Regions from separate parts of the Mus musculus genome. Here all the other regions are linked to region 1. The links are chromatin loops, found by intact Hi-C in ENCODE. Cell type or tissue: left cerebral cortex. All regions are shown on one strand.

Region 1 (8,000 bases):
GGAGGATATTAACCATACTATGAGCATGTTGGTAATGGCTACAATACCAAATGTAATGACTCCTTCTCCCACTGCATCTAATTAACCACCGTTAGTTCCTCAGACAGCTATGCTACTCCAAACGCCTCTGCCTATTTATAATGGAGTGGTCTGAAACCACAGCTGCTATGACTTCATAGGTGAAATAGCCATGCCACATACAGAAGACAGAAGATGGTGTTTCAAAGAGTTTATCTCAAAAACCAGCCTTATTTTCTTTCTGATAGCATTTTTGCAATGTTCCTTTGGAACCTTGAAAGGGAAATACAGATATTCCTTTAGAGATGAGTGGTCAACTGTCAGTTATTTTCAGCTCTTTGACCACTCTCCATGTTGTCACCCACTGCAAACAGAGCTGCCTCTTCATCTTTTCTTTTCTTTCCTTTTCTTTTCTTTTCTTTTCTTTTCTTTTCTTTTCTTTTCTTTTCTTTTCTTTTCTTTTCTTTCCTTTCCTTTCCTTTCCTTTCCCTTCCTTCCTTCCTTCCTTCCTTCCTTCCTTCCTTCCTTCCTCCCACCCTCCCTCCTTCTATCCCTTCTTTCTTTCTCTGTGTAACAAACAGCCTTAGCTGTCCTGGACTTGCTCTGTAGACCAGCCTGGCCTCAAACTCACAGAGATCCACCTGCCCCTGCCTCCCAAGATGCTGGGATTAAAGATGTTTGCTACCATTGCCAGGCTAAACAAGGATGAGAGAAGCACTAACATATGGGTATAAATGTAAATGTTTAGAGAAGAGGTGGTAGTTTATTCCTTTACTCCAAGCACTACAGAGGCAGGTCCAGCTCTGAGTTTGTAGCCAGGTCTGGTCTACATATCAACTTTCAGACCATCCAGATCTACACAGTGAGACACTTATCTAAAACCAAAACCAAAACCAAATCCACACATACCCATAAATCAGTGTGATTGTGTTTACTTAGCAAGACAACTTCCTCAGTAGAAATAGAAGCTTCCTCCCATGGGGCTGGTGAGATGGCTCAGTGGGTAAGAGCACCCGACTGCTCTTCCGAAGGTCCAGAGTTCAAATCCCAGCAACCACATGGTGGCTCACAATCTTCTGTAAGGAGTGTCTGAAGACAGCAACAGTGTATTTACATATAATAAATAAATCTTAAAAAAAAAAAGAGTGAGTTCCAGGTCAGCCAGGGCTATACAGAGAAACCCTGTCTCAAAAACCAAAAAAAAAAAAAAAAAAAAAAGAAGAAGAAGCTTCCTCCCTTGCACCCATGACTTTGTTAACTATGGAGTACTGACCAGTATTCCAGTACTTGGCATGGCTTCCCTCCTGGGAAATTAGTTTCAAATACAATTAAAGCAGTTCACTTTCCAAGTAGCTGTCATTCTGATATTGCAACACTAAGTAAATATTTTCTGACATGCCAACAAAGTAGTTCACAGAGTTCACAGCTTCCTAGGACCATTCATAGCTTTTCTTTCTCCAGTAGCCCAAATAGCATCCTATTTTGGCACTATGAAAGGTAACCAGGCAGTAGGGACCCTTCCAGCTAGCTGTCAGCTTGATTTCTTTGGAATCTGCGACCAAAATATCAAAGTTTGAAATGTGTTTAGCCATGGGAACCTATTTTGTTGTTGTTGTTGTTGTTGTTGTTGTTGATCTGGAAATAACCAAGAGCAATAGAAATTGGGTGTATTGGAAACCACTGAGGCTTCTTTGATCAACAACTCATAGTAAGGTACCTGATGTTTGGTACTAAGGTGTGTGTGTGTGTGTGTGTGTGTGTGTGTGTGTGTGTGTGTGTGTATTCATTATCCATTTATATACTCATGGACATATAATCTGGTCTGATTCCATTTCTCAGCTATTCTGAATACAGCCACAATGGACATGGATATGCAAGTATCTCTGTGGTGGATTATGGAGCTCTTTTGGAATGTTCTTGGGAATGGTATAAGTGAGTCACACAGTGCTTCTAATTTTTACTTTTTAAGAAACCCCCATGCTGATTTCCATAGTGGTTTCACCAGTTCTACCAGTTTACACTTCCACCAACAGTGGGTGGATAAGCTTTTTTTTCCCCCCATATCCCCATCAGGATTTGTCAAGAAAACAACTGGCACCAAACACTATTGAAGATGCAGCATATGTTTAAGGGTTTAAAGATACATTAAAGTTAAAAGGCTTACTAGGGGAAATGATAATGGCATTCTGTCGATGCGCCAGTAGCCAAAAAGACCCTGAAACTGGAAAATGGTTTGAGTGGATTTATCCAGAGTTGACCACTACTTCCTGTTTTCTCTTTCTTTCTTTCTTTCTTTCTTTCTTTCTTTCTTTCTTTCTTTCTTTCTTTCTTTCTTTCTATTAGATATTTTCTTCATTTACATTTCAAATGCTATCCCAAAAGTCCCCTATATCTTCCCCCCACCCTGCTCCCCTACCCACCCACTCCTGCTTCCTGGTACTATTCCTGGTACTGTACTGGGGCATATGATCTTCGCAAGACCAAGGGCCTCTCCTCCCATTGATGGCCGGCTAGGCCATCCTCTGCTACATATCCAACTAGAGACACAAGCTCTGGGGGGTACTGGTTAGTTCATATTGTTGTTCCACCTATAGGGTTGCAGACCCCTTTAGCTCCTTGGGTACTTTTTCTAGCTCATTCATTGGGGTCCCTGTGTTCCATCCAATAGCTGACTCTGAGCATCCACTTCTGTATTTGCTAGGCCCCATCATAGTCTCACAAGAGACAGCTATATCAGGGTCCTTTCAGCAAAATCTTTCTGGCATATGCAATAGTGTCTGGGTTTGGTGGTTGTTTATGGGATGGATCCCTGGGTGGGGCAGTCTCTGGATGGTCTTTCCTTCCGTCTCAGCTTTGGAACTTGTCTCTGTAACTCCTTCCATGGGTATTTTGTTCCCTATTCTAAGGAGGAATAAAGTATCCACATGTTGGTCTTCTTTCTTCTTGATTTTCTTGTGTTTTGCAAATTGTATCTTGGATAGTCTAAGTTTCTGGGCTAATATCCACTTATCAATGAGTGCATATCATGTGTGTTCTTTTGTGATTAGGTTACCTTACTCAGGATGATGCCCTCCAGTCCATCCATTTGCCTAAGTTAATACCAGCCTTATTTATAATAGCCAGAAGCTGGAAAGAACCCAGATGTCCCTCTTTCTTTCTTTCTTTCTTTCTTTCTTTCTTTCTTCCTTCCTTCCTTCCTTCCTTTCTTTCTTCCTTCCTTTTTCTCTTTTCTTTCCTTCTCTCCTCTTCTCTTCTCTTCTCTTCTCTCTCCCTCTCTCTATCTCTCTCTCTTTAACTGTTTTTAGGGCCCTGGGCTGGCCCATCTGGAGGGACCACTACCACCTATTTTTTACAATTATGTTTTATTGAGCCTCCCACCAAAACTATTTTCATCTTGTGTCCTGGGTCATGAAGATGGTCTGTCTGGACTGACCATCACCACCTAGTATTGTTCCTTATAGGCTGGTTATTCCTTCCAAAAGTTAACCTCCTGCCTCATGACATTATCAGGTTTTCTGATAATGTAGACTGGGACTGAGGGGAAACCATGCACTTTTATTAAGGCAATTTCAAAATTACAAACATCCCTGAAACAGGAAAAATGTCTCTCATCATAATCTACTAATGTCATAGCTCAGCTTAGAGTTGAGGCATACAGGACTGATGGGCTGGGACATTTCTAAGTGGTATACATGTTAGAAACACTTTCTGATTCTAAGGCTTATTTTAATTAAATTTATGTTCAAATAGATAATACAAACATGAGGCCCAGCATTCAAGATGCAAGGACTTATATAGTCAGAGATTTAGGGGGCAAGAAACGTGAGGGAACAAGCCCGGAGAAATCCACAGAGCAGGGACTGGTGTTGGTCCACGGGTACAAAGATACTTTGGTATTATGTCTTGTCAGTAAGAAGATTCTTGTTTTCCCAGTGCCTAGATTAAATCCAAGCCACTGCACCTTATGGTAGTGAGGTCATCCTGGAGTAGAACTCGTCTGCACAGTTCTTTTTCTCCCTGTTTTTCCTCTATCCTTACTTCATGTTATCTAAAACTATTTCAAAACAAGAAACATGCCGGACAATAAGAGCAAAAGATTTCAAGGGGTGGCAACAGGAAACATAAAAAGGGAGATTGAAAAACAAAACAAAACAAAACAAAAACGGTCTGGCAGCAGAGCAGTTTTCCATAGGTTCTGCCGCTGCAGCAAGAATTTTATGCAAACAAGCCCTTACAGGTGCATCACTGGCGGATTTTGCTTGTAGAAGGAACAGTTTAGAATTTGTTGGAATAAATGAGAATTTTTATTTGTAATTTCAGCGTTGAGAACCGCCCCACCCCCAGCATCGTTTCTACCTTGAGCCCCTCCCCTACCTAACCAGCTCACTTCAGTGGGCGGTGGGTTTAGTGAGGAACGTGTAAAAACACTAGAATTCTTTGCTATCCTTCCGCCCGGTAAGGCGGCCGCTTTTTCTTCTGACGCCACAGCGTGAAAACCGCATGCATTTCGAAATGGAAAGACATGTCTAAGAAGGAAGCTAAAACCGACATTTGGTAATCGCCTGCTTGCGGGTGCTTGGCGCGGTTTTCCCTAGTTCGGGATCAGAACCTAAGTGTCGCAGTGTGCGCCACAGTAGTATCACTCCGCTTCCCTAAGCCGGAACTCCTTAAATAACTCTAGCTCCTCCCTCTGCGGGCCTCCGTAATGACGTAGCCGCGCCTAGTGCGTCCCGGCGGATGTAGGTAGCTATGTAGTCGCTTCGTGAGGGACCGGAGAGAGGAGTGGGTACCGAAAGGTGACAGTAATTTGCTAGTCATGGCCCTTCATCTTGTCCTACATCCCAAGCTCCCGGCAAGCCCCTAAATTACAGTCGCCGCCATTGCCTCTGCTCCCTGCGGCGGACTGCCGACGGCGTTTGCCTGCCTCCTTTCTGTGTGGGAAGGCGCCGCCGGAGAGAACGCACCTAAGAAAACTGCCTTGGATTCAAGCAGAACAGGTCAGTAAGAAGGAGGGCATTGCTTGGGGTTGTGGTTGCGGGTTCCATGATTGGTGCGGGATTGGTGACCTGATTTTAGGGGGCGAGTGTTGGGAAGACAGACTAGGGAGGATGAGAAAAAGCTATCTACGTTTCCAGAAACTCGCTTCATCACGTTTGGGAAGGGAGATGGATGCAATGGCATCATCTACTGGGGAGATGGCGTACTTGTCAGAGAAAGGACTACCACCACTGATGAACGCAGTTGTCTGAGGAGCCTTGAGAATCAGGAAGGAGATACACAAAGGGGTTATAGATGTGGGAACATTAAATCTTGTGTTGGGTGTATTCGAAGATTGCACATTCTTATCTGACCATTAATTAACCATATCTTACTCAGTGCGATTTCATTTGATTTGGGGCTATCACACATTCATTTGTGTGGATAGATTTTGTGCCAAGTTTGCATTTCTCCACGTTTCAGGGCGGCAGATCAAAAGGGGAGGGGAGAAGATAAACAAAACTGACCTGATTTCTGTACTGTGGGAGAAAGCTGCAAGACTAGGTAGGGTTCTAGAATAATTTCTACATCTCCTCTTTTCCAGCCTTCCAGAAATGCCCTCCGCGTTACCCCAACTATGTTGCAGAATGTGATAGGTTTGTGTGGGTGGGTGGGGGATAATCATAAGAATGTGTAAGAAAATTGAAAATGATACTTTTCATTATTTCCCCAGCTTCCTGTTATTGTCAGGCGTTTCATCCCTACTGCTACCAGTACGACCAACTGTGCAGAGATGATTTAGTTGTCCCTTCATGGAAATGATCAGGCTTTAAGAATATAGCAGAGGAACGTGGAGATTTGGGGGTGTCATGGGGGGATGACAAAAAGAAAGGGAATCAGAGAATTCTTTACCAAACAAGTATCTGTATCCAGCAAGCATTTATTCCGTAATTACTGTTTCCTAAATTATACTCAGTAGTGCTGTTCTCATGTTTGTGGATTTCCATTGATAGACACATCCGGAGGGTTGTATAACTTGGCTGTTGTGAATGTTTGTAAAATAACTGAATGTGAAGCTAGGAGATAATGAGAAGGCAATTGTCCAGATTCGAGGATTAGTGTGAAGACAGACAAGGATCACTGAGACTAGAATGTCACACCCTTCTGTTTTGTCAGTTTCTCGATGACCTCTAGCTGGTCTGTGGATTCACTTAGGAGTCTTGGTCTAACTCTAGAGATAGATGCAGGATGGGAACATCTTCCTTTAATCCCCTCTTTCCTGTCCTGCTCTAACACTTCATTATCAACCGATTTTTCAACTAAGGGATTACCGAAACAGTCACTCAAGAAGACAATGGAGGGCCCCAAGGGAGGAGGAGGAAGAGGAGGAGGAACAGCTTTGAAGCTGGTTAATGGAAGGAGAGGAAGACCAGGAAGGGAAAAGCTAGACAAGCTTCTCTGAGAAGGCAAGAATAAGGGCCAGGAACCAAGGTCTGTATCCCAAGAGCTGAGTTTCTCTGTCCTCTTTATCTATCTATAGGTTTGCCAGATCTGCTGCAGGGCTTGTCGCCAGTGGAAACAGAGAAAGGAGGAAACAATCCCTTGGCAAGAGCGCAGGTTAGTATGAACGTGGGGACTCCTCGAGTAAGACCTATAGTATGGAACAGTAAAGATTTGGTTGGCTCCAGCCTAGGTCAGCAGATAGCCTCGGAATTTTGCAGCCTCTCGTGTCCATCCAGCTTTCCTATTCTTTCTGCCCTTATTGGTGTCTGCAAAGACAAATTGGTAGCACATGAAGGTATAGACAGTGGGTGAACTGAAAGGAGGAGTTGGCTCCTTGTCTCCTTCTTCCCCATAGAGCACTGAATTTCCATACTTAACTATGTCTCTGTGCTTATCAGCATGAGAAGAAAGCAAATTGGAAGAGACTTAAAGCCCCATTTCCTTCCTCCACCCCTAGGTCCAACTTCAGTGACAGATCTGATGGCCTTGGAGTGGCTGAAGACCACCACCCTCCACAGGCCTGCGCCCCAGCACAGCTATCCTTTATCTTGAGTGAGCTTCCTCAACATGCTGTCTATATGATTGGCAGAAACTGTAGTTGGAAAGGGGCTGAATGACTACTGGACTTTATATGAAAACACCTACTTGGGGCTGACTTTCGGGCAAGGCTGAGACAGGGGCATATTTATATTAAGCTTTGCCTTTCTCTCGAACCATGATTGGCTCTAAAACTAAAAGGAAAGCTAGAGAAGAGTCTGGGGCTTCCTCAAAACCTGGAACCAATAGCCCTGCCAATGCTAAAGGAAAAGCCAAGAATCAGACCACTAAAGCCGTTAAGGCAGAACCAAAAGAAGAATGGGGGAACCAGGCTGAGGCTAGGGATGAAGCAGTGGCCAGGACACAGCCAGCCATTTCCACTGAGCCCAAGACTGTGACCTGGAAAGTAAAAAAAAAGAAAGATAAGACTAATGCTAGAGTCATGGCTCAGGCTAAGACAGAACTCCCGGCAGGGCCTGCTTTAGTGCCTCACACCAAGTCAGATGCTCTGCCTACATCTGTGGTCATTACTGTAACCAAGTCTGAAGTCAAGATTGACACTGGAATTGAGGCATCTCTCAAGGGCGCTGCCAAGGCTACTGATAAGCGCAGTATTAAGCAGAAGCCTGAGATAAAGAAAGAGGTCTGTGTCAAATCCAGGGCTGGGGACAAAGCTAAAGAGGTCTGTGTCAAATCCAGTGCTGGAGACAAAGCTAAAGAGGTCTGTGTCAAATCCAGGGCTGGGGACAAAGCTAAAGAGGTCTGTGTCAAATCCAGGGCTGGGGACAAAGCTAGTATTGTCATCAACACCACTGATGAGGATGAAGATTATGTGTGTTCCTGGTTTTGGACTGGAGAAGAGCCTAGTGTAGGGTCCTGGTTCTGGCCTAAAGAAGAAAATCCTCTTCAAGTTTATCAGCCCCCACCAAAGGTTGAAGAAGAACCTGAACCCCCAGATACATTCG
Region 2 (8,000 bases), 55 kb after region 1:
CTAACCTTAAACACTAAATGTGTGGTGATCCTACTGCCTCTGTCTCAGGCTCTAGGATTCCAGGGTGTGCACCACCACACCTGGTTGCTGAAGCATATAGCTTGACATAACCTGCAAATATTCTTATATGTGGCTTCTTCAAATTCTGTAAATGGACCCTGTCTCAAGTAGTAGAAACAGCAATTCTTTTCCTCCACTAGAAGTAGATATTTCTTGGGCCTGTTTCACCAGTTACTTCAAGAAACTTGGTCCTGACTAGGGAGGTTCAGTTTCCTGTGTACCACATATTAGCTTTTCATCACTATAAGAAAGTAGTCAAGGTAGTCAACTTATAAAGAGAAGCGTTTTCTTTTGGCTCACAGTTTTGGAGGTTTTAGTTCACAACCAAGTGAATGTAGCACATACACAGCACAGCACACACATAGCAGAACAAAACTTCTCACCTTGGTGGCCACCTATCAAAAGAAACAGAAAGGGAATACAGAGACCCTTGCGGGATAGGCATAATTCAAACGGTAGCAGGAAGTTCCTGAAGCACATGGGAAGAAAAGCAATGCATTGTAAGAACACACAGAATTTGGATCAACCTATTCTAGAAGAGAGTTTGCTGAAGAACGTTTGTTTACCTGAGGAACATGGAGGTCAGTAGAGAGGCACGTTAGCCTAAATCTACAAAAGCAGATTCATGAGAGGTGCAAGAGGAGATGTTGTGAGCCATAATAGCAATAGGCATATGCTACTGTGCGAGTTCATGAGCACACGTGAGAGGTGACGTGACATGGGGAGGGGAAAGGTGTGGAAGACACTCCCAAGTACTCATGGCTGCCTCTTTATCCCAGGGTTGATGCTTGGGATTTGATTCTGAAAGTTATATTTCAGGAACAAGTCAGTGTTACGTAGACACAAGAGGAGATACTGAATAGTCGAACAATACTTTGTTCCCTTATGCTGGACCAGAATGCAGTTTTGGAGGAAGAAAATCATGTCTTGCGATCATAATATAGGTCAACATCTTCTACATAGTATTTGATCTAATTTCAAGATGATATTTAACCAATATATCAATACAGACTAATAAAACACATTAAAAACCTTCCCATAGGGCCTTTTCAATCAATAATTGTTAGCCACTTATTGGCTTTATTTTGTAAATGAATTGACAAGAGATTATCCAACAGATATTTCAACTATTGCTAAAACCACTCCTATCAGCAAGTAAATTGGTGAAAAGATATTGGTAGTTGGGGCTCTGTTGCTTATATATACATCGCCAGCCCCTCTGAGATCTAAAACAGAATTATAAGGTTGAGGACGCCTTGGGCTGCATGGTAAACCTCAGGTCAGCTGGGGAATTTGATGAGAGCAATTTCCCAGTACCATCTTTAAACAGTATTGTGAATATAGCTGGCTGGTAGATTGCTTCTTGAACATACTCAAGGGCCTAAGTTGAATGCTTAGCAGCACCACAGCAACAAAAAGGGACATTAAACCTCCACAAATATGAGCAAATTTTATATTGGTGTTATTTTAGTTATACTGTGAAACAGAAGATTGGTGTTAATGCTGGTGAAAACTGAGATACAAAGTGGCCTGTCCTGGACATTGACGTACAGAAAAGACACTTAGAAGGAGTGAACATTATGAATAAAGATGGTGTGTGTGTGTGTGTGTGTGTGTGTGTGTGTGTATACGTATACATACACTTCCTGCTATCACAATTGCTATAAATGTAGTGGCTTAAAATGAGACTAGCATATCATATCACAGCACTGGATGCAAAAAAGGTCTTACTACCCTAAATCAAACAGATCCTTAACTTCGGGGCTTACTAAGGAAGAAACTTTCTTCTGCATAGTTTCTTCAGACTTCCTGCATTCCATGGGTCCTGGATTCTTTCCATCTTTGAGGCCAACAGTGTCCACTATGGTTTCGTTTGGTTTGACCAGTGCTGCTTTCCTGAGATGCAAACTCTTAATGCCTCAGCCTGGCATACCTAATAAGTACCTTTGCAGTCACAACGGCTAGATTGACCCAGGATAATTTTGTACAGAATTCCACTATTAACAACCTCACTTCTACCTCAAACCTCAGTTTTCCTTGGCCAAATAACATCTTTATGTATCATGGGTTGTTATTCTGTGAAACACTGGGTAGGTGCTTAAATAAATCTCTAAATGGGCAAGCGCAATAGCCTTAGTTTGTGCTTAATGACACTCCCCTTTTTTTCCCCAGAGAGGTATTGCTACTTAGAATCACACAACACACACACACACACACACACACACACACACACACCAACACACCAACCACCACCACCACCATACACACAAACGGACACGCACAAACATGGGGGAACGCAGGCACACACACCCCAACCACCACACACACACACACACACACACACACTGTGGCACAAAGAATTGACTGTTGGCCCAAACCTGTGGTTGATTTACTAGGCCAGAAGGTGTAGTTTGGTTTTCCTTTTGGAAGAGGGGCAATGGTGGGGAATGTAATGGAGGCCCCACTTTGGATTCCATAGAGACAGGAGTGCCCTCCCTTCATGGTTGCATGAACCAGTAAAAGAAAACATGGGAGAATCAACAGGAACCTACTGGCTGGCTGGCTGTTGCTAGGTCACCTGTCCCCTCTCAGGCTGCAGTACAAGCAGTCCCCCTCCCCTTCCATTGGCGTCATATGAGGAGGCAGAGGAGGGGGAAGCAAAGAGGGAGTACAGGGAGGGGCAGGCACTGTCCAGCCTCGTTCTGAAATACAGATGTATCAAGGTTCTCACTCAGTATCCCTCCGCTGCTCCCCCCTGCTCCCTAACTGCAGACCTTCTCCTCCCTATAGTCCCCCCCTCCCCAAAACCCTCATAGACTCTAGATCTTAGCCATCCCACACACTGTTGTGGCGCCAAAAAAAAAGTGGTGGTGGTCTCTGGTTAGGGTGAACAGGGGTCTGCAGACGCCTAACCGGTGCAACCCACCCCTCCAAGAGGAGTGGGGCTGTCTGGCCCCGCCCACTCCGAGTCGGAACTACAGTGGGTTCGGGAGGGGGCGTAGAGCCCCGTGCGCAGTATCCCTCCGCCCCCTTCCCGACACCCTCCAGGCGAGCTGGCTTGCCGCAGTCTACGCAGCCCCTGCCTGTTTGGTGCAGAGGCGTGGGGACAGGACACATCTCTGCCATTCCACTCGCGCGCAAAGCGTTAAAGACCAGTGAGAGGATCCGCCGAGGACAGAGAACACCCAGGAATAGGAGTCGGACGTGGGGGAGCCCAGGGACCTGGGCCGTGCGCCTGGCCAGGCAAGTGGGGGTGTGTCGAGGGCTCTGGGCGGTCGCGCACTGCAAACAACTGCCTGGCCCTGACAGTCCAGTGGAGGCAAAGAGGTCGCAGCTGCTCCCTGGAGTGTGCGCGGTGCCCGGAGACCCCAGACCGTGGTGGGGAGGAGGCGGGAACCCCTGCGGAGCCCCAGGCACCAGGGTTGAATGGAGCTGCTGCTGGGTGTGATGATCTGCAGACTAGCACAGCCTACTGACCGCCTGGCAGTTGGCTTTCTGAGCGCCCATACCCGGCCCTCCGTAATCTCTGGGCCCTATAAGGGTTATGGGGTAGGCGGCTGCTGTTGAAATGGCGATGCGGGGGTGGGGGGGGCATCTGGGAGCCCACAGGTCCGAGGAAGGCGGCTGCAAGAGAAATGGCCGGCCATACTGGAGTGGGGGTGGGGGCTAAAGCCCACAGGTGTGGGTGTGGGGCAAGTGTCCAGCATTGGGGCCAGCTCAGCTGGTGGGTGGTGAGTCGCCTCAGCTATTAGGTTCTGAACTGGTTCCTGAGAGGGGCCCTGGTACCCTGCATCCTGGGTGCTGTCACTCCCCACAGGCTTCTGATTGATGGAAAGTGACCTGTCTGCATGGTAGGTCTGGCATATTCTGGCAAGCCACGGTGAGCATCTATAGACCAGAAGCTTGAGAAAAGAGGAACAGGAAAATGGCGTGGATTTCTGGAGGTGTGTAGTAATGGGGATGGGCACCAGACAGTGAGTGGAGATGCAAAAAGGGTGGGGTGACTGGCCAGAACAGGTGGGATATCCATTAGTGTCTCCTAATCTCATTTCTCACAACCTTGTAGGTACCTTCCACACTGCCTTTCCCCTCCCTCCCAAATCTGGGGTCTGAAAAGATGGTTTGGGGATGATGACGGAGTCATAAATCCAAGGACCACTTCAGAACCTGGTTTCTAGAATGTGCTGCGCCCTTCCCCCATTTTTTGCTGCGCAAGGAAGGGAAATATGGCCACCTAGTGGCGGATCTTCAACATTGCAGAAGGGACTAAAGGATGACATCAGGAAGTGGGTGTTACCTCAGGAGCCCTACAGCCAGGCTAAATAAATCTAGAATGTTCCAGCAGTAGGACCCTAAATGCTGAAAGACACATGATCTGGTTCATATCCTTGGTGACATTCATAACATGATCAGCTGCTACCATCATATAAGTGCCATACATTTTCATCTTTGTCCACAGCCCTGCTTTAAGGCTGGTCAGTTCTTCAAGCAAGGGAAGAAGGCTTCAAGGCGACTGTCTCAAATCTCTGGAGATTGGTGAGACTCAGGGCAGTGCAGGAGCCAGCCACTGAGGAGGCAAATTCAGATTGCTCTAACCCAAGAGGGTGCCCGATGCCTTTACTGTCCCCTTAATTTGCACAAAGCTGCTGCCATCATTTCCTGATTGTCATACATTTTCATGTCTCTGTTCACAGCCCTGCTTTAAGGCTGGTCAGTTCTTCAAGCAAGGGAAGAAGGCTTCAAGGCGACTGTCTCAGATCTCTGGAGATTGGTGAGACTCAGGGCAGTGCAGGACCCAGCCACTGAGGAGGCAAATTCAGATTGCTCTAACCCAAGAGGGTGCCCGATGCCTTTATTGTCCCCTTAATTTGCACAAAGCTGCTGCCATCATTTCCTGATTGTCAGACATTTTCATGTCTTTGTCCACAGTCCTGCTTTAAGGCTGGTCAGTTCTTCAAGCAAGGGAAGAAGGCTTCAAGGCGACTGTCTCAGATCTTGGAGGTTGGTGAGACTCAGGGCAGTGCAGGAGCCAGCCACTGAGGAGGCAAATTCAGATTCTAACCAAATTCAGATCACTGCCCCCTTAATTTGCTCAATGGTGTGGCATCCTTTATTTCCTTTTAGGGATATTAAGAATATTGAGGTAGGTGTGAGTTAGACTATGACCCGCAGGAGAAGACCAGGGAACAGAGACTTTAGACAGAAGCAGGCATGGTTTTGTTGTTGTTTGTTTGGGTTCAGGGATCTGTGCCCATCTTCCAAGCACTGAGACTCCATTTTGTTTTATGCACTTGTAGGACTCCCTGCAGTGAGTCAGCTGTTGGTCTTTAACACCACTTGAACGCAGAGAAGAGGGGAGACCTGCACCACATCTGTGAAGGTGGGTATGGGAGAGGGGTTCACTTTTAGGTGGGGTAGTCTCAATCACCCCAGAGTGACTACTGTGAGACTTGGGGATCCCCTCTCTGTCCATTGCTAGTGTGTGCACTTTCTCCTGGACTCTGTACCTGTTTCCCAGCAGGCAAAAGGAACACAGGGATTTTCTCATGGCTGAGCTCTTCCCCTCAGCATTACGCACCAGCGTCTCTTTGTAAGTTTCTCCAGGAGGCAACAGAATTGCGTAGGCCTGATTTCCCCGTGCTTCTCTCTCCTAGGTCGCCTGCCGTGGCTGCTTGGTGGTGCTGAGGTTGCTGCTGACCAGTGCAATCATCAGGTCTGCACTCACCCAGGACCTGTCCATCGTCCTCCAGCTTGATTTCAGCTCTTCTGCAGTGTATCTGTGTTATTGACTGAGACTGCTTGGGTAGGAGCCTCACTGAGTGCTGAATTGTCATTTCAGGCTAATTCTTTGTAATCTCATACCCTCACTTATCTAAGATCGTCGTGCAGAGCTATCCTGTAACAGATCTCTAGTGAAGGCTCACTGTTGTTAAGTCATATACAGTAGACTTGATTGAACTTGTACTATGACTAGGGCAGAGGTTGAGCCTGGTGCCCAGGCAAAGGCTGAAAATAAGCCTGGGGATGAGAATGCTAATGCTGCTGAAGTAGAGCCTGAAGCCCCATTGGTGGTCAGACCCAAGGTTAGGACACAAATCATGACTGGAGCAAGGCCCAAAGTGAAGCCTAAGGGTACCCCTGGAGCAAGACCTAAAGGTGAAACCAGTACACCAGGTGGGGCATATGCCAAATGTAAACCTAAGGCAATCCCTATTGCTCGATCCAAGCATGATGCCCAAGTGTGGGCCCCAAATAAGTTTCGTGGCGAGTCCATGTCAAAGATGGGAAAGCAATGTCAGATCAGTGCTGCAGACCCTCCACTGCTCAGTAATGATTCTGGGATGGTTGCTCAAGCTAAGTGCCTGCCTGTAGATAGAGAACTTGCTAATATGGACACTGAGAGTATTCCCAAAAAGGCTAATTCTCCAGCTGGATTCCAGCCTTCCTATGGCTCAGAGGAGGGAACCAATATGGGGTCCTGGTACCGTGCCAGGCCTGTCCCCAAAGGAGAGGCCTATGAGAATTCCGATTTCAAATGGGCAGATAAACCCTCAGGAAGTCCCTCCTTTTGGAATAGAGATGAAGCCAGTACAAGATTTCGTCCTAGGAAAAGCATGAAGGCCAATAACAGGTTCAGGCATATGGCCAAACAAGAGGCAAATACCATGCCTAGGCACAAAAACAAACAAGAGTTCTATAATATTTCCAGTTCTGATTCTGAGGATGAGTCTGGTAAAACTCCCTGGTTCTGGCCCAAAGACAAGACCAAAGTCTGGTCTAAGCCCAAAGAAGAGCCCAATAGTAGGTCCTGGTTTAGGTCTAAGAAAGAAGTCCGTGTTGAATCCACTTCTGGGTCTGAATGTGAAAATCCTACAAAATCTTTGTTTTGGTCTGGAGAAGAGGCTAAATCTAGATCCAAACCCAGAGCCAGGAAAGGGGTCAATATGAGGGCCAGGCAGCAGGCCAAGCGAGAAGCTTGCAGTGATGCCATGTCTGGAGCTATAGATACAAATAAGAAAGAGTCCTGGTTCTTGCCTGAAGAGAAAGCTAATGTTTTTTCAAAGTCTAAGACAAAGAAAGAGCCCAGAACCAGAGCAGTGCCAAAGGAAGAAGTCAAAACTAAGGCCAGAGCAAGTACCAAGCAAGAAGCCAGGCCAGAGGAGGAAGTCCTCGTTGGGGCTTGGTTCTGGGACACCCAGGAGTCCACTATGGCAGATAGGATAAGCATCAAGACCACTTTTGTAGAGGAGGAGCCCATTGTTGGAGATTGGTTCTGGAGTGAAGAAGAAGCCAGTGTGGACTCTGAGACCTGTCATACATCCAGACCCAGGGCTAAGGAGGAGCAAGTTAGTAGTTTCTGTTTAGGGTCTGGAAAGAAGAGCAGTATGGAAAGTGGGCCAAAGGCTACTTCTAAATCTATGCCAGTAGCTAAGGAGGATGAGGTCGTTATTGGGTCCTGGTTCTGGGCAGATGATGAAGAGATCAACTTACAGGCTGATGACGAGTCTATTTTTGGATCTTGGTTCTGGGGCACTGGTGAGAACAGCCTTAGATCTGTTGGAGTCAATTGTGAGAAGATGCCGAAGGCTGGAGAAAAAGAAGTTACTGATTCCTGGTTCTGGGCTGGAGATGTCAATACAGAGGCTGAGGTTGAAGAACAGGCCAGGTCGGCATCTACAAAAGCAACAATCTTTGTGCCTTGGTTTTGGTCTGAAAAGCAGCCGAACATGGATTTAGGGTCTGAACCTTGCTCAGATATCATGGCAGGAGCTGAGGAGGAGCCCATAATTGGGCCCTGGTTCTGGGCTAAAGTAGATAATAGTGTGGAGGCTGAAGTTAACAGTAAGTCTAGCCTTGAGGATGAGGAAGAACCCATTAGATCCCCTTGGTTTGGGGCCAGAGAACAAACCGATATGAAGTATGCAGCTGGTATCAGATAC
Region 3 (8,000 bases), 230 kb after region 1:
TTAACTTTTGTAACCTACAGTGCCCTTAGTAGCATACCTCAAAGTCCATTGAGTGCAAGCACCAGTTCATGCCATAGGGCTAGTAAGGTTACAAATGACCAATCAGGAGAAAAATGACATTAAAATGGCTAAAATTTGCTATGTGGAAAGTACTTTTCAAAGATTCATTTTCATTTTGTTTTATAGGTAGGCGTTTTCCCTACATGTCTTTGTGTGTTCCATGTGTATGCAGTGCCTACTGAGCCAGAAGAGGAGCCAGCTCATCTGGAACTGCTGTGACACAGTATTTTGAGGCCACCACTGGAAGCTGAGAATTGAACCCAGGCCAGCCGTGGTGGCGCACGCCTTTAATCCCAGCACTCGGGAGGCAGAGGCAGGCGGATTTCTGAGTTCGAGGCCAGCCTGGTCTACAAAGTGAGTTCCAGGACAGCCAGGGCTACACAGAGAAACCCTGTCTCGAAAAAAAAAGAAAGAAAAAGAAAAAGAAAAAGAGAGAGAGAGAGAGAGAATTGAACCCAGGTACTCTGGAAGAACAGGTAGGTGTTCTTAACCACGAAAGCATCTCTCCAGCACATTGAAAAGTACTTCATAAATAAAAGGTGTCCAGTCATTTAGTTATTACTGTATGTTCACAAAGCAGAAAATGTGGCGAATCTTCATTTATGAGTGAAAAACTGAGACAGAGAAAGTGATGTCTTTGTTCAAGGCTGCTCAGTCAGGGAGTGAAACAGCTTGGATTAGTATCCATTATATTATACTTCTGAGCCTGGGACACTGTCAAAGATCTGCTGTTGAAGAAGCAGGCTGCTACTTCTTGGGTCCCCTTTCCTTCTACTGGGCCGCCTTTTCCAGCCTTGATATGAGGACTTGTGCCTAGTCTTATTATAACTTATTATGCCATTTTGGTTGATATCCCTGGGATGCCTGCTCTTCTCTGAAGGGAAGCAGAGGAGGAATAGATTTGGGGAAGAGGAGAGGTGAGGGAAGAGACTGGGAAGAGTGGAGAGAGGGGAGGCTTCAGTAGGGATGTAATGTATGAATAAATAATTAATGTGATTCTAAGTAATGTAAGAGTAAATAAAAAGGAAAAAATAAATAGGCTGCATGACATGCCTGTTTTGGAGAGTCATTAGAGATAAAATGTAGTATGCTAATATATTTGTATAAATCAGGTGAACTTCGTGATTTAAAGAGTAGCTGGCTTCCTTCGAGAAGATGTGCATTCCATTGATATGGGCAGAAACCAATTGCAATAGGATAAAGTTCAAGAGTCAGGGCTTAAAAAAAGAATGAAAACAGACAATGTGGAAGCATCTCTTTGGAATCTTTGAAGGAGGAAGAGAGTTAAGAATGGAAGGGAACGAAAGAAGGAAGAATAGGAGAAATAGCAAGAAAAAAATATCTGATAAAGGAATGAAAAATTAGTGTCCAAAGAAATGCTGGGAACAAGCAAAGCTTTGTCTTCTAGGGAGGGAGCAGAGAGCTGGAGTTATGGTCTGGGTACTTCTGAATTTGTACTTGTGCCCAACATACTCCTATAAATATAGAAATGTAACTAGATGTTCAAGAGCCGATGCTGTACAAATACTATACCTTTGTTTCCTAAATATGACCTGTCCTGCAGCTCACCAAGTGAGTTTGAAGGAAGATAAAATATTGAACTTGTGAGTTTAGGAGCCCATGGCCTCGGCCTGGGACTAAGAACAAAGCAGAACAGCCCCCAGGCATGCCAGGGCAGGGCTGTTGTTAAGGCATTCCTAAGAACATCTTGACTGTAAAGATAAAAAGGTATGCAAGGACCAGCAGGGCTATATTATCTGAGTCAACACCATCTGGCCGGAACCTCCCCTCTGTCTCTTGCCCCTTGGTGCCGGGTAAAGTCATACATCAACTGGTTGCTATGTGAACAAAGATAAGCCCCCAGCCCACAGGAACAAAGTCCTGATGCCCTTTCTGTTAATGTTTGAATAAGCCAATAGTGTGTCGCTATGCTAAATTCCACACCCCTAAGCCCCTTACCCCATAAAAACCCCTAGCTTTCAAGCCTCGTGGCCGACATCTGTTATCTCCTGTGTGGGATGCATGTCAGTCCAGAGCTCCGTCCGTCATTAAACGTCCTCATGTAATTACATCAAGAGATGGTCCTTCGTGATTTTTTGGGTGCACGCTGAATCAGGAGTTGGGTGGGGGTTTCCCCACTAGATATAACAAGTTCAAAGTCACATCTGTCTTCCTAGCAACATGAAACTTGTGTGGAATTTGATTGTTCAAAGGACTATCATTGAATAGATATTGCAAGATGTTCAAATACACAAGAAGAAATTCTGCCTCTAAAAGTCTTGAGTTTTTTGCTTCATTAGTGTTTTTCCTTACATAAGAAACCGAGAAATTAAATTATTTTCATGATATCTGCCTTAGATCTAAAACTTAGAAAAAACAAAAAACCTGTTTTTAGGATGAGAACAAGTAGAGAATCGGCCAAAAAATAATGCAGAAAGAGAGAGACCTTGGAATATTCAGTCCTAAGTGGGGTGTCTCCATCAAATCCCTCCCTTCAGAGCTCAGGGAACCCCACAGAGGAAGAGGCAGAAGGAGTGTGGGAACCAAAGGTGATGGAGGAGAGCAGGAGAACAAGGCCCTGTAAATGAAGTGAACAAAGCTGATATAAACTCACAGAGACTGAGGCAGCGTGCACCCATTTTCTTTTAACATTGCAGAATTCAGAGATTTGCACAGAAGGTAAGTCAGCTTCTACCCACACACTTCTTCAGGTAACTGGCAGGATTTGAAGGGAGCTATTCCTTCCTCTTCCTCCACCTAGACACCCTGGACACTTACTGTTGAACATTTATCTTAGCTGGGTGGGAGGCAGGGATCAATCTCAGCCTTACATGTCCAAACACTGATAGCACAAAAGTGGTTTCCTGTAATCCCAGAAAATCCAGGAATGTCTGCTCCACTGTCCTTCCCGGCAGGTTCCGTACTCGCTTGCCCAGGCAGCATCCACCTCCATCTTTCTTTTCCCCCTCTTCTATTTCTTGGTTTGTGTATTATTTTAATCTAGCACATGATCACATATGGTTTTGTTGATACTGAGAGAGTAAGAGATAATAAATCCATGAGTACCTGTGAGCTTTAATATACAAATGAAGTTTTCCAAAAGACCTGGAAATGTCAAGGACTAGCCTTGGCTTAGAGTGCGGTTGGGGGTGGGGGGAAGGGGTGTCTGGGAGCAGTGAAACAGGACTCCAAGTCAAATTGTGGGTCAGAGCTGGCAACCTATGTTGTGTTCAAGGCAGCTTTCCAGACTGTTCTAGGTTCTGCTTTTTTTCTCTTGGCTCTGCTTTCTCTGGAGAGCTCCATACCCATCTCTGTGTTTTACAGTTCTCCAAGCTGTTCTAATTAGCGCCTCTCTTACAGATCAAAAGCCCAGGCTTTTATTTTACATATCAATCCAGTCATTTACTCCAGGTTTCCTTTTCATTAGCAGATGAATCAGCAACCTGTGACCCCAGCCCCTTAATTCTTTGGGAGACCACAAGCACACACTTTTTTTTTTAACATTGTAAAAGAATCCAGAGATCTGCCTGCCAAAGTTAAACACAGTTGAATAGATCTCTGGGTAGGATCTGGCAGGAAACTACCGTTTCTACCACTCCTGGGCCTAACTTTGCTCTGTCCCAGGCTGACCTTGAACTCAAGAATCTGCCTGCATTTGTAGCTGCCTCTTTGTATCTTATGACAAGCTAGCTCTTTGTGCCTTTAGATCTGTGAAGCGCCTTATACAATTCATAGTGCATCCTTCTATTTTTACACAGTTGAGAAATGATATATTTTTGAACTTGTGTTTTTAGAATTCTTTAACACATCCTTAAGGGGCAGCCCTGAAGGTCCCAGCGTTTACCATTTTGCTGAAACATGAGCCACACCTTCGCCACCCAGACTGGGGTTGTCTCCGCTGATCATGGAGTCATTAGCACTAACGGCGGGCATTCCTTGAAGGAACGCGAACTTATGTACATTATTATACAAACAAGCCTTATGCCCATGGCAACCATCGATATTCATAGGGGCCCACACCTGCTGGCCCTGTCCCAGGGGCGGGAACTATGTCATCCTGTTCCCACCAAGGCCACGCTGGTCCCAGCATAGCAACACAGTAAATTAATTGTTTTGTCTCATTTGTTACTTCGTGCAAAAAGATACTCCTCCTTAAAAGACAAAGAAAAGGCTCCTTTGCTCATCTTCTCACGAAGCTCACCTGCGCTTGTGTCCTGCCTCCCCATAGGATAGTGCCTTGGTCGTGTTCATCCGACGTGCATTCTATTACCCTCGATATCCCCCCCCCCTCCGTGAAATTTCCGGAAGATGAATGGATCTGCAAATTGTTATATGGAGCAAAGTAATTCAGAATCAGACACAGGCACCCCACGTTTGCTCTTAGGAGGGGATCGTACATCTGTGTGTGGGTGGGCTTTATAGGTCATGACACCAGAATGAAGACAGTGAAAGGGTAAAGGGGCTTCTTTTCCTTTTAAGGAGGAGTATCTTTTTGCACAGAATAACAAATGAGGCAATTGTGTTTCTAGATCTTCCGGAAAACCTCATTTGTATAGGAAAGCCATTTCATTTGTTGATGACCACAAGCCTCGCGGGTACTCCCTGACTTATCTCTTACTCGTTCTGTGGGGACCACACTGTGCAGGGGTCCTCTTCCGGAACAGACCTCCACCCTCTATTAGCTTACTCTATGCAGGTTTCCACGAAATCTTCCCACCATTCTTCCAAGGTTCTCTGTTACAGTTTCTCATGCACATAATATAATTTTTATGTCCTCTAAAAGAATTGGAATCATTCTCTTTATAAACTGGTTTTAAGAACGACGTCATATTTTTCTGCACATTGTAGAAGCTTCTTTGCAGACATTTAATAACGGGGTGCTTTGGTGCCACCTCGTGACGGAATCCTGAACTACAGTTTGAACACCACTGAGAAGGAGAGGCTAGAGGAGCTGCTGCAGTCCAACTACCTTTCAGAACATTCTGGAAGATTGCTTGGAAAAGGAACGATTTCCGGTAGAAGTATTGGGAGTCATCAGACAGAAAGTTAAGCATTGCTATTATCATAAAGTGAAAACTTTATATGAGATGGACGATATTACAGCTTATTTTTATGCTAAAAGTCTGCTAAGTAGATTGGTGGCTATGTATATGAACAAAAAACCAAATCCTGGTCACGTGTGATATTTTCAATCCTCCTTTACCTTTATTATGACCGTATCTGCATGTAATTGCTTTTATAAAATAACATTATGAAATGTTCAATAAGATTTTACATATTTATTTTATTATATGAATGCTAATAAGTTTACCTGCACTCTTGTAATAAAATTTATCTGAGTGTTTAAAGACACTGTTAAACACAAGATGATATAAAAATCCAACTACGTTTTATCCAGGAAGGCATTAAAGAATATTAGAATAAGTAATAATACAATTTAAAATATACTAAAACCCATTGCGCCAATACTCAGTTCACATTAACCAGATCATTGCTTTAAGGGGGAGAAAAATACAAACTTTATATTTCTTTTGAAAATTTTAGCTGTCTTAGTGTTTTTTCATTAAAACCTGTAGCTTAATATCTTTATCATTATATATGAAGTTATATTTCTTTATATATCTTTGTAATACTTTCTCAAGATTTTATTTTAAAACCCATGAAATCTGTGCTACATATTAATGCAAGACATTCTGAATAATATTACTGAGCTGCATAGTTATATGTCAACTTAACATCAAGTTAGAGATATCAAAGAGGAGGGAGCATCAATCAAGAAAATGATCCTGTAATATCAGACTTCAATCAATTCTGTAGGTCATTTTCTTAAATAGTGATTGATTCTGTAAGGCCCAGCCCATGGTGGGTGGGACCCGGGTCAGGTGGTCCTGGGTTCTATAAGGAAACAGGCTTGGTCTTCATGTAAATCCCCTAACAATTGGAGCAGGGGCTGTCTCTAATAATTTTGTTTGCCATTAGATCTCTTCCCCTAGCTGGACTGCTGATTGGGTCTCGGTGGGAGAGGATGTGTTTAATCTTGCTGAGAATTGATGTCCCAGAGCAGGGTTATACCCAAGTGGGTCTTCCCCTTCTCTGAGGAGAAGGGAAAAGGGTAATAAGGGGAGGAGAGATTTGTGAGGGTGGGATTAGGAGGAGAGGACAAAAGAGGCTCTGCAATCCAGAGGTAAGGTGAATAAATAAATAAATAAATAAAGAGAGAGGGGGAGAGGGAGGGAGGGAGGGAGGGAGGGAGGGAGGGAGGGAGGAAGGAAGGAAAGAAGGAAGGAAGGAAGGAAGGAAGGAAGGAAGGAAGGAAGGAAGGAAGGAAAGAAGGAGGCTCAGCAAGCCATGTAAAGCAAACTGAACTAAGATAGCTCTTTTAGGCCTACCATGAGACATTATATCATGGTGGAATAGTTAAGGAGCGCTACTTACTTCATGGCAGCCTCAAAGCAGAGAGAGAGAGAAAGAGAGAGAGACAGAGAGAGAGAGAGAGAGAGAGACAGAGAGAGAGAGAGAGGCTTTTAACACAGCCCTAGTTTTGAGTGTCTACCACCTCCTAGTAAGAGCACCAGATAGGAATTGACTCGTGCAATAGCCCATTGATTAGGGCAGAACATTGATGATCCCAACATTTTTCTAAAGCCTCACTCCCTGAAGACTGAAGAAAAAGCTTCAACAAATGAGTATTTGGGAGGTTGTACCACTGTTCAAACCATAATGTTACCTGAGCCATAGTTTCGTTTGAATGCAGAGATTAATGGAGCATGATCAGGGGTCTGAAAGGACTAAGCAAACTAGGCCACTACCTAAGACCATGTTGTTGAAAAAAGCATCTAGCACTTTATTTTATTTTATTTTTCGTTTTTTTTTTTCGAGACAGGGTTTCTCTGTATAGCTCTGGCTGTCCTGGAACTCACTTTGTAGACCAGGCTGGCCTCGAACTCAGAAATCCACCTGCCTCTGCCTCCCAAGTGCTGGGATTAAAGGTGTGCACCACTATGCCCGGCTTGTAACTCCCTTTTTAAAAATAACATTTTATCTGCAATTTTATAAAGAACTTGTCTTAGAAGCTATAAAAAGGCTGAGAGAAAAAATAAAGTGTGGCTATTGGGGCTCTGCTCCATCCACCAAATGTGCATATATGTATATAAGCATATATGTATATAAGTTTGTGTATATATGTACATTGGTGTATATGTGCAGTGCATATGTGTATATGCATATGTATATATGTATATACATATAATTGAAATTGTAACACTGTGAAGGCATGTGCATATATGTATATATACATATGTGTATATACAAATATACTTACCTACATATGCACATGTTTCCTGACTCCACAGAAGGAAACAGTGTACCCATGACAAAAAACATTAACATAGAGTTTGTGGTAGGTGTTGAAATTCAGAATATATTATTCTTATATTATTATATACTGTATGAATAGATAATTCTATGATTTCTTTATGAATTATATATTTTATATCATATGATATATGAAATATATTTATCATTAATTATTTCATATTAATTTGGATGAATTATACAATAATTCATAATATTTACAATTATAGTAATAAATCATAATATAAAATTTAAAAATGTCAACATTGAGGCAGAGCTAAGCTCTGGGACAGGTTACCTGTAGAGGCTGGAGAAGGGTTAAGAGCCATGGTCCCTTCTCTTAACTGCTCTGCTTTCTTGTTGCCTTAGTTTTACTATTGACCCTCGAGGAGCAGGTTCTTATGCTTATTCTATAGCATAAGGCAAAATACAGAGCAGTGAAATGTGGAGACTGCAACAAAACCTGGAGTGAGGAGAGCAGGCAGATGCTTAACTTCGAAGCCATGCTTGCGCAAGTGGCCGAGACTCTTTCGGGACTGACAGTGCACTTGCTGGTGGAGCTTCATTGGTTTCTCTTGTAGGTGTTG

What was found. Peaks named below come from ENCODE experiments on the same cell type or tissue, not always from the same donor. Only the 100,000 strongest peaks of a DNase experiment are listed, where the experiment ranks them.
Region 2: a loop joins it to region 1, with 2.1 times the contacts of the local background. A loop is called at or near these places in 5 of 42 quality-filtered maps.
Region 3: a loop joins it to region 1, with 2.8 times the contacts of the local background. A loop is called at or near these places in 2 of 42 quality-filtered maps.

Annotation. Positions count from the first base shown.
Region 1 is chrX:135,737,964-135,745,963 of GRCm38, forward strand. It overlaps Gprasp1 (G protein-coupled receptor associated sorting protein 1), which reads left to right and starts at 4,729. Exons shown (of 11, transcript NM_026081.5): 1 at 4,729-5,015; 2 at 6,536-6,612. It overlaps Armcx5 (armadillo repeat containing, X-linked 5), which reads left to right and starts at 4,729. Exons shown (of 4, transcript NM_001009575.5): 1 at 4,729-5,015; 2 at 5,600-5,651; 3 at 6,536-6,612; 4 at 6,956-8,000. The coding sequence starts at 7,214. In left cerebral cortex, no CTCF peak of the experiment used is centred here; DNase peaks (open chromatin) are centred at 4,712 and 5,156; H3K4me3 peaks cover 2,266 bases; H3K27ac peaks cover 1,861 bases.
Region 2 is chrX:135,793,034-135,801,033 of GRCm38, forward strand. Gprasp1 (G protein-coupled receptor associated sorting protein 1) reads left to right here. Exons shown (of 11, transcript NM_026081.5): 5 at 3,109-3,303; 6 at 3,916-4,004; 7 at 4,520-4,596; 8 at 4,755-4,831; 9 at 4,990-5,061; 10 at 5,358-5,440; 11 at 5,715-8,000. The coding sequence starts at 6,027. Among named protein-coding and RNA genes, the nearest start is that of Mir1970, 11 kb to the left of the region's middle. In left cerebral cortex, a CTCF peak has its summit at 4,305 (motif pointing left); DNase peaks (open chromatin) are centred at 2,801, 3,135, 3,838, 4,290 and 1 more place; H3K4me3 peaks cover 1,323 bases; H3K27ac peaks cover 1,086 bases.
Region 3 is chrX:135,970,393-135,978,392 of GRCm38, forward strand. Gm31214 (a long non-coding RNA gene) reads left to right here. Exons shown (of 9, transcript XR_003953080.1): 6 at 187-414. Among named protein-coding and RNA genes, the nearest start is that of Arxes2, 19 kb to the right of the region's middle. In left cerebral cortex, a CTCF peak has its summit at 4,955 (motif pointing left); DNase peaks (open chromatin) are centred at 3,421, 3,612, 4,010, 4,417 and 1 more place; H3K4me3 peaks cover 339 bases; H3K27ac peaks cover 277 bases.